Linked DNA regions of Homo sapiens: region 2 is linked to region 1. The links are chromatin loops, found by intact Hi-C in ENCODE. Cell type or tissue: dorsolateral prefrontal cortex. All regions are shown on one strand.

Evidence for each region. A loop is a pair of places that touch in the nucleus more often than their neighbours do. Peaks named below come from ENCODE experiments on the same cell type or tissue, not always from the same donor. Only the 100,000 strongest peaks of a DNase experiment are listed, where the experiment ranks them.
Region 2: it touches region 1 in a loop (2.2-fold over the local background); 1 of 110 quality-filtered maps calls a loop at or near these places.

The regions. Positions count from the first base shown.
Region 1 is chr1:155,589,194-155,594,193 of GRCh38, reverse strand. It overlaps a transcript of MSTO1 not described here and the pseudogene LOC284620. Among named protein-coding and RNA genes, the nearest start is that of MSTO1, 19 kb to the left of the region's middle. RefSeq lists an enhancer at 2,765-3,344. In dorsolateral prefrontal cortex, CTCF peaks have their summits at 1,988 and 2,195 (motif pointing right); no DNase peak of the experiment used is centred here.
Region 2 is chr1:155,727,226-155,732,225 of GRCh38, reverse strand. It overlaps DAP3 (death associated protein 3), which reads right to left. Exons shown (of 13, transcript NM_004632.4): 7 at 4,488-4,618; 8 at 3,104-3,184; 9 at 2,860-3,018; 10 at 811-870; 11 at 193-282. Among named protein-coding and RNA genes, the nearest start is that of DAP3, 41 kb to the right of the region's middle. In dorsolateral prefrontal cortex, a CTCF peak has its summit at 2,942 (motif pointing right); a DNase peak (open chromatin) is centred at 2,965; H3K27ac peaks cover 1,812 bases.

The sequences.
Region 1 (5,000 bases):
TTAGCTTCATGTGATCCACCCGCCTCGGTCTCCCAAAGTACTGAGATTACAGGTGTGAGCCACCGCACCTGGCCCTCTGTCCCCATTTAAATCTTACCCATTCATCAAGTCTCAACTCAAATGTCACATCCTCAGTGAAAATTTGCCAGACACCTCCAGTCAAAAGTAATTCTCTTTCCTTACTGCTAATAGCACTCTTTACATTGCATGGCATTTTTTTTTTTTTAGACGGAGTCTCGCTCTGTTGCCCAGGCTGGAGTGCAGTGGCATGATCTCGGCTCACTGCAAGCTCCGCCTCCCGGGTTCATGCCATTCTCCTGCCTCAGCCTCCCGAGTAGCTGGGACTACAGGCGCCTGCCACCACACCCGGCTAGTTTTTTTGTATTTTTAGTAGAGACAGGGTTTCACTGTGTTAGCCAGGATGGTCTCGATCTCCTGACCTCGTGATCTGACCACCTCAGCCTCCCAAAGTGCTGGGATTATGGGCGTGAGCCACCGCACCCGGCCCGAATGGCAATTTTATTACACTGCCTTGTGTTGTACTCATGCCTACTGTTAACTGAGTATCTATTAGATGTTAGGCAATACAGTATTGTACATGCACTAGTTTTAAACCTAGAAATCCTAGCAGATAGGCAGAATATTATCAACCCTGTGTTATGATGGGGAAGACAAGGTTCAGGGAAGTTGAGTAATTTTGATTAAGGTCACAGAGTTAGTAGATGGTGAACCAGAATTCACATCCAAGTTTGTCTCACTTTAAAATATCTATTTTTTAGAATTGTATCATGTTACGTTACACATGTTTGTCTTCTTGGCTACATGCTTGGAAGAGAAGGAATCAGATTTCATTCATTTTCGTATCTCCTTCTCTGAGTACTTAACACACTATAAGTACTTAGTCTTTTGCCCTCGAATAAAGAATCTGCCATTGAAGACATGCAGTGAAGGAGTATGTAAAGCATCCACTAAGAACAGTAGGCCAGGTGCGGTGGCTCACGCCTGTAATCCCAGCACTTTGGGATGCCAAGGTGGGCAGATCACCTAAGGTCAGGAGTTTGAGACCAGCTTGGCCTAAATGGTGAAACTCTGTCTCTACTAAAAATACAAAAAAATTAGCCAGGTGTGGTGTTGCACGCCTATAATCCCAGCTATTGGGGAGCCTGAGGCAGAAGAATTGCTTGAACCTGGGAGGTGGAGGTTGCAGTGAGCCAAGATCGTGCCATTGCACTCCAGCCTGGGAGACAGAGCAAGACTCCATCTCAAAAAAAAAAGAAAGTAAACTGCTCTGTAGGAAATTTAGGTATACACAGAAACCTCTGAACCATTTAATATAAAGTAACTGTAAGCTGGGCACAGTGGCTCGCTCCCAGCACTTTGGGAGCCCAAGGCGGGTGGATCACTTGAGGTCAGGAGTTCGAGACCAGCCTGGACAACTTGGGGAAACGCTGTCTCTACTAAAAGTACAAAAATTAGCCGGGGCATGGTGGCAGGCGCCTGTAATCCCAGCTACTCAGGTGTCTGAGGCACAAGAATCACTTGAACCCGGGAGCCACAGGTTGGAGTGAGCCGAGATTGTGCCACCGCACTCCAGCCTGGGAAACAGAGTGAAGCCCCATCTCAAAAAAAAAAAAGTAACTGTCAAGTACTAGAGTTACTCCAGCTTTGTCTGAGAATGTATAACTGTAAATTACAGCAGAAGCAGCAATGCTTGGGAAATATCCAAATATCCAAATCATTCTCTACACTTCTCACCCTCCCTTGCAGAAACAGGAGGAGTCATGTGATTCCTTTGGCTAAACACCTATGAATGGAAATAACTTGTGTTATTGTGTCCTTTCTAATCAGAGCCAATTAAGTGTGAGGTATAAATTATCTCTCCCTCCCCACCTTAAAAGCTACATGTTGCGATGTATCCCAAGAAGGTAAACTTTTGTCCCTCCATCCAGACTTCAATCTTGCTTGCAAAGCCGTTTTGAAAGACAGGAACAGCAAAAACAAAGCAAAACACATGCACACAACACAAACAATATCCTTTGTGTTAGGCCACTGAGAATACAAGGCTTGTTACTTCAGCATAGCAATCTGAATAACACACACTAGTACTACTTAAACGCTACTCAATTTTATCTACCGGAGAGAAAGCACCATGCCTCTTTACAAAGCAGAGTGGAAAACAAACTATTCAAGGGCCACAAGGTGGTGCTATTTCTACAGTAATGTGATGAAATTTTTGTTATACTTTTTTTTTGACATAGGGTGGGGTCTTGCTATATTGCCCCGGACAGTCTCAAATTCCTGGGCCCGCATGATCCTCCTGCCTCAGCCTCCCAAGTAGCTGAAACTACAGGTACTTTTTGAAGCAAATTAGAAGCTAGCAAAATGGAATCTTTTTTTTTTTTTGAGACGGAGTTTCGCTCTTGTTGCCCAGGCTGGAGTGCAATGGTGTGATCTTGGCTCACTGCAACCTCTGCCTCCCGGGTTCAAGCGATTCTCCTGCCTCAGCCTCCCGAGTAGCTGGGATTACAGGCATGCGCCACCACGCCTGGCTAATTTTGTATTTTTAGTAGTGACGGGGTTTCTCCATGTTGGTCAGGCTGGTCTTGAACTCCCAACCTCAGGTGATCGCCTGCCTCGGCCTCCCAAAGTGCTGGGATTACAGGTGTAAGCCACCACACCTGGCCTACAGCAAAATGAAATCTTTAGTTCTTAAAGTTTTATATATGATATCACTTAAGTAGACTGTTGTTTCCAAAGAAAACAACCATCTGTACTATTGCCTCTGTACAGTTCCAGAATGAACATCCTGCAGTTTCTGAAACAGCATTTGTGGGCCAATCTAGAAGATCACCGTGATGGTTAATATTAAGTGTCGACTTGGCCTAGGAATTTCGCATATCTCCTTCGCAGTGCAGCTCCTTCAATCTCACCATGGCCTCTGCCAGAATGCAGATCCTGGGAGTCGTCCTGACACTGCTGGGCTGGGTGAATGGCCTGGTCTCCTGCGTCCTGCCCATGTGGAAAGTGACCACTTTCATCGGCAACAGCATCGTGGTGGCCAGGTGGTGTGGGAGGGCCTGTGGATGTCCTGAGTGGTGCAGAGCACTAGCCAGATGCAGTGCAAGGTGTACGACTCACTGCTGGCGCTGCCACAGGACCTGCAGGCTGCACGTGCCGTCTGTGTCATCACCCTCCTTGTGGCCCTGTTCGGCTTGCTGGTCTACCTTGCTGGGGCCAAGTGTACCACCTGTGTGGAGGAGAAGGATTCCAAGGCCCGCCTGGTGCTCACCTCTGGGATTGTCTTTGTCACCTCAGGGGTCCTGACACTAATCCCCGTTTGCTGGACGGCGCATGCCATCATCTGGGACTTCTATAACCCCCTGGTGGCTGAGGCCCAAAAGTGGGAGCTGGGGGCCTCCCTCTACTTGGGCTGGGCGGCCTCAGGCCTTTTGTTGCTGGGTGGCAGGCTGCTGTGCTGCACTTGCCCCTCCGGGGGGTCACGGGGCCCCAGCCATTACATGGCCCGCTACTGGACATCTGCCCCTGCCATCTCTCGGGGGACCTCTGAGTACCCTACCAAGAATTACGTCTGACATGGAAGTGAATGGGGGCTCCGCTGGCACTAGAGCCATCCAGAAGTGGCAGTGCCCAACAGCTTTGGGATGGGTTCATATCTTTTGTTTCTGCCTCCTTCTATTTTTCTTTTGACTGAGGGTATTTAAAATTCATTTAAAAACTGAACCAAGAAGATGACTCAGACTCCCACTTAGGTTCTGCTGTTTCTCACCCTTGGATGATGGAGCCAAAGAGGGGATGCTTTGAGATTCTGGATCTTGACATGCCCATTTTAGAAGCCAGTCAAGCTGTGGAACTAATGTGGAGGCTGCTTGCTGTGCTGGCCTTTGCAACAAGACAGACTGTCCCCAAGAGTTCCTGCTGCTGCTGGGGGCTGGGTTTCCCTAGATGTCGCTGGACAGCTGCCCCCCATCGTACTCAGGCCTCTGGAGCTCCTCTCTTCACCCATGGAAAAGCAAGTGATCTGTTAACAAAGGACTGCCTACCTCCGGAACTTCTGACCTCTGGCTCCTCCGTCCTGGATGTCCACCTTGCAGGGTCAGGTCCCAGCTATGTAGACCCCCGCCCCCACCTCCAACACTGCACCCTTCTGTCCTGCCCGCCCCGCCTCACCCCCTTTACACTCACATTTTTACCAAATAAAGCATGTTTTGTTAGTGAAAAAAAAAAAAATTAAGTGTCAACTTGATTGGATTAAAGGCTGTAAAGTATTGTTCCTGGGTGTGTCTGTGAGGGTGTTGCCAAAGGAGATTAACATTTGAGTCAGTGGACTGGGAGACGCAGACCCACCCTCAGTGTGGGTGGACACCATCTAATCACCTGCCAGGGCAGCTAGAATAAAGCAGGCAGAAGAAGGTAGGATGAGCCGACTTGCTGGGTCTTCCAGCCTTCATCTTTCTCCTGAGCTAGATGCTTCCCGCCCTCGAACACTGGACTCCAAGTTCTTCAGCTTTTGGACCCTTGGACTTACAACAGTGATTTGCCAGGGGCTCTCAGGCCTTTAGCCACAGACTGAAGGCTGCACTGTCAGCTTCCCTACTTTTGAAGTTTTGGGACTTGGACTGGCTTACTTGCTCCTCAGCTTGCTCACGGCCTACTGTGGGACTTCGCCAGATGGTGTGACTCAATACTCCTTAACAAACTCTCCTTCATATATACTTCTATCCTATTAGTGCTATCCCTGTAGAGAACCCTGACTAATACAGTCACCCTGAACCAAACTAATAAAAAAAAAAACACCAAAACTTTCTCTTACCAACAGCAGTCTGGCCTCAGGTCTTTCTCATCTGTTATTAAGAAAGAGTAAATTTTTTTTTTTTTGAGATGGAGTCTCGCTCTATTGCCCAGGCTAGAGTGCAGTGGCATGATCTCGGCTCACTGCAACCTCCACCTCTTGGGTTCAAGCGATTCTCTTACCTCAGCCT
Region 2 (5,000 bases), 140 kb before region 1:
ACTCTGGAGAAAGACGGAGACGGATAAAGCAATGATGATCAAGTTAATATTTTAGGAATCCAGGGGAAGGGCATACAGGAATATGATTTTTCTCTAAGTCTGAAATTATGTCAAAATACATAGATTAATAAAAATATTTTTCTTTAAACAGGATAACAATCTAAGTAGAAACAAATTTTCCTTTGACTTGACCTTTCCCAGCAACTCCTGGGGCAGATAGGCTTTCCGGGGCTTAAAGAGAGACCCAGTCTGGCTCAAAGCCGACACAATGGCGCCTCCATGCTGAAAGAAAAGAGAAAAGGCTGAACTGGAAAAAGTTAAAAAGGATGGAAAACTGCATTAATCATCTGTAGATTTTTTTTTTCTTTCTTGGGCATACAGTGTTACAAAAGTGTGGTCTAGCACAGTTAAATGGCAACTAAATTGGTTATTCCAGATTTGGCTCTGACAATAAACTGCTACCTGATTTTAAATTTACCATGACATATTTGTGGGTCTCAAACTCTTTTCCAAAGACGGTAAGGAGATACAAAAACACTTTAAATGTCTGCAAGCAAAATAAAATTAGGCCAATATTTAAATAAAATGGTTTTGAATAAACTTACTTTGGAAAGATTATAAACCACATATATATAGATTTTAATTCAGACTTTATTTCTAACTTGGTACAGATACAGGAATTAAATAAGACATAATAACTTACTGTCCATAAAATTAGAGACTGTAAAGTATTAGCAATGAAATAGTAGAACATGTTTAAAATGATAATACATTTCTTTCTGAAATGTGTGAGGTATCATATGCACTTACCCAATCATTTTTCATCATTTTCCTCAAGTTGTGAACAAGTGCTAATTCCTCGGGGGCAATCTGCATATCGGACAGAAAGAGAGAAGAGATCATCACGTGCCTTTCCTAGATGTTCTCCCGAAACAATTGACAACAATTTTTTTTTTTTTTTGACAGAGTCTCGCTCTGTCGCCCAGGCTGGAGTGCAGTGGCGCGATTTGGGCTCACTGCAACCTCCACCTCCTGGGTTCAAGCGATTCTCCTGCCTCAGCCTCCTGAGTAGCTGGGACTATAGGCGCGCGCCACCAGAGCCTAATTTTTTTGTATTTTTAGTAGAGACAGGGTTTCCCCGTGTTAGCCAGGACGGTCTCAAACTCCTGACCTTGTGATCCACCCACCTCGGCCTACCAAAGTGCTGGGATTACAAGCATGAGCCACTGCACCTGGTGACAACAATTTTTTTAAAACCCTCAACTAAGACATAATTGTATACCTGAAGGTACTCCCTCTAGGATAAGCCACGTAGCCTCTGGCCCTAGAACTGCCATGCTTCTGGAGATTAACAGTCACTGAGAAAAACACCCACTGCCCCAAACCAGCCCCATTTTGATGCTTCTGATCTCCTCTGCTTAGACCATCTAGACTCATTTTGAAAAAAGAATCAAAAGACAGATAAAAATTAAGAAAGAAAACATAGCTTCTGCTGTCATTCTCTTTCCACAACATACTCCCTTAGTTTTCAATGAATAGTGGAACTCTTGGCATTACCTCCTCCTCTGATTCCATTTTACTGTTTATCTTTTCTTTTTTTTTATTTTTTTGAGACAGAGTCTCATTCTGTTGCCCAGCCTGGAATGCAGTGGCACGATCTCCACTCATTGCGGGCTCTGCCTCTTGGGCTCAAGCCATCCTCCCATCTTAGCCTTCCAAGTAGCTGGAGCTACATACAGGTGCAAACCACCATGCCCAGCTAGTTTTTTATATTTTTTGTAGGGACAGGGTTTCACTGTGCTGCCCAGGCTGACCTCAAACTCCAAACTCCTGGACTCAAGCAAATCACCTCTTGGCCTCCTAAAAGTGCTGGGATTTATCAGCCATCACACCAGGCCTTGCTGTTTATCTTCACATATATATACGAATATGTATGTGTGCATATGCATATACGAATATGTATGTGTGCATATATACGTATATATACATATATACATATATGAATATTATATATACATATATACATATATGAATATTATATATACATATATGAACATATAGGTATATTCGTATATTATGAAAACATATGAATATATGTATATATAAATATATATGAATATATGTGTGTATATATACATATATGAATATATATGTGTGTATATATACATATATATGAATATATATATATGGCGATCTCGGCTCACTGCAACCTCCGCCTCCTGGGTTCAAGCGATTCTCCTGCCTCAGCCTCCCGAGTAACTGGGATTACAGTCATGCACCACCATGCCCGGCTAATTTTGTATTTTTAGTAGAGATGGGTTTCTCCATGTTGGTCAGGCTGGTCTCGAACTCCAAGCTCAGGTGATCCGCCCGCCTCAGCCTCCCCAAGTGCTGGGATTACAGGCATGAGCCACTGTGCCCAGCCATATATATATTTTTTAAGAGACAGGATTTCACTCTGTCACCCAGGTTGGTGTGCAGTGTTGCAATCATGCCACACTACAACCTTGAACTCCAGGGCTCAAGTGATCCTCTGGCCTCAGCCTTCCAGTAGCAGTGACTACAGGTGTGTGCCACCATGCCAGCTACCGGCTAATTTCTTATTTTTTTAGAGGCAGGGGCCTTGCTATAGTGCCCATCCTAGTCTTGAACTCCTGGCCTCAAGCGATCCTCCCACCTCAGCCTCGTGAGCCAATGGGATTACAGGCGTGAGCCACTGCACCCAGCTCTTTACTGTTTATCTTCAAATATTCCTAGGGCAAGAAAACATATTGCATGGTCTACAAGGCTAAGACCCAGCCTCCATACTGATGGAATCAGAAATCAGAGAAACAAGATAGAGACACCCAGTTTTCCTACCGGGCTTTTATCTTCTCTTTTCAGAGTGGTTCTTCCCCAAAGAGCATTGATTCCATCCACGGCCACTAGGAGGTGAAACATACCCAAAGAACTTTGCCTCTTTAGCTCTTTCAGCACAATTCCAACTGCATCTGTGGCGTTCCTCACCCGTGTTATGCCCTATTGGGAGAGACAGTGGATTGTAGTGCTACCAGAGGCCTTCTCTTGTTATCGCATGTTACACATTCAGTGTTTTTTCTTATACCTGTTCAACCACTTCTCCCAGAGGACTCCCTTTCTCAGTGCTTTCTCTCTTATTCCAGACATACTTCTCTTGAACTTTTATCTAAAAGCAAGCAAAGAAAATAAAAACCAAAAAAAAGGCTACTTGGCCTAAGGGTGAAACCATCCCTTGAAAAGGTTGGAGGCTAAGGTTAACAGGAGTTCATTTTAATCTATTGTTCAGGTTCTGTAAGAGACCTCAATGTAGAAGTGAATGCTTTCTTTTCTTTCTTTTTTTTTTTTTTTGAGACAGCTTCTTTCTCTGTAACCCAGGCTGAAGTGCAGTGGCATGATCTCAGCTCGCTGCAACATCCACCTCCCAGGTTTAAGGGATTCTCTTGCCTCAGCCTCCCAAGTAGCTGGGATTTCAGGCGTGTGTCACCACGCCTGGCTAATTTTTGTATTTTTAGTAGAGATGGGGTTTCGCCATGTTGGCCAGGCTGGTCTAGAATTCCTGACCTCAGGTGATCTGCCCACCTCGGCCTCCCAAAATGCTGGAATTACATGTCTGAGCCACACGCCTGACCTCTTTTATCTTTTTTTTGAGACCATATCTCGCTCTGTTACCCAGGCTGGAGTACAATGGCGCTATCTCGGCTCACTGAAACCTCTGATTCCCAGGTTCAAGAGATTCCCCTGCCTCAGCCTCCTGAATAGATGGGCCTACAGGCGTGCACCACCACACCCGGCTAATATTTGTATTTTTAGTAGAGATGGGATTTCACCATGTTGGCCAGGCTCATCTTGAACTCCTGACCTCAGGTGATCTGCCTGCCTTGGCCTCCCAAAGTGCTGACATTACAGGTGTGAGCCCCTGTGCCTGACCAAAGTGAATGCTTTCTAATCCATTTCTGCTTGGAGCCTTGAATAAACATACATAAGGGATTCTGATGAAAATGTCCAGAATGAGACTCTGGCATCTGCATTTTTAACAAGCTCTTAGGTGACTCTGCTTTATATCCAGAGTTGAAGGCCCCTGGTCTAGACAGGGTATCTAAGAATCACCAGGGTAAAGAAGAATTTTTCCAATACATTTCTGGTTCCCTAAAAAGATATTGTCTGGAGAAAATCATGTAGTTGGAAATGTGCTTGCGAGGGATTGGAGGCTGTACCTTGAAAAGTCAATGAATCAACTGGATTTCACTTTGCTACCCACAAAATGGGAACAACTTACTGTTGCCTATTTATTTCACATGGATAAATGAGTTTCAAGTTATGAGTCCACTGTGAGCAAAACGTATGAAAGAAATTAAAAATGATACAGTTATTCCAACTCCAGTATCAGTTCTCCATAGTCTATTGGTACTCAGGGCACAAAGAATCCATGTAAGGACTACCTAGCACTCAACTTCTGGGAGTCTAGTCACCTGGTTCAGGAAGCGCTCATTTGTAGTTTTGAAATTCTTCAGCCAGGTTGAAGCCTCTAAAGGTTGATCAAAGCGCTGTTTGTTGTAGCTGGACTGCAGAAGATCCCGACAATTTTTCACCCAAAGATGAGCTTTAAAAAAAAGAGGCAGAAGAAAACAAGCCAGGCAGAAACTGTATTCAACTCGAAATATTCTATGCCTCTTTTAAGTTATGGGAAATGACTTTAGTTTCTCATATATATATTTCTTTTCTTTTTTTTTTTTTTTTTTGAGACAGGGTCTTGCTCTGTCACCCAGGCTAGAAGGCAGGATGTGATCACAGTTCACTGTAACCTTGAACTCCTAGGCTCAGGCAATCATCCTGCCTCAGCCTCTCAAAGTGCTGTTGAACCACTATGCCTGGCCTTGTCAGGTCCATCTTAGACTAAACATTATCATTAGAATCAATATATAAAACATACCAAGTGTATTAAATATCACTTCTGCTTTCTGGCAGGTTTGAAAGGTAAGTCA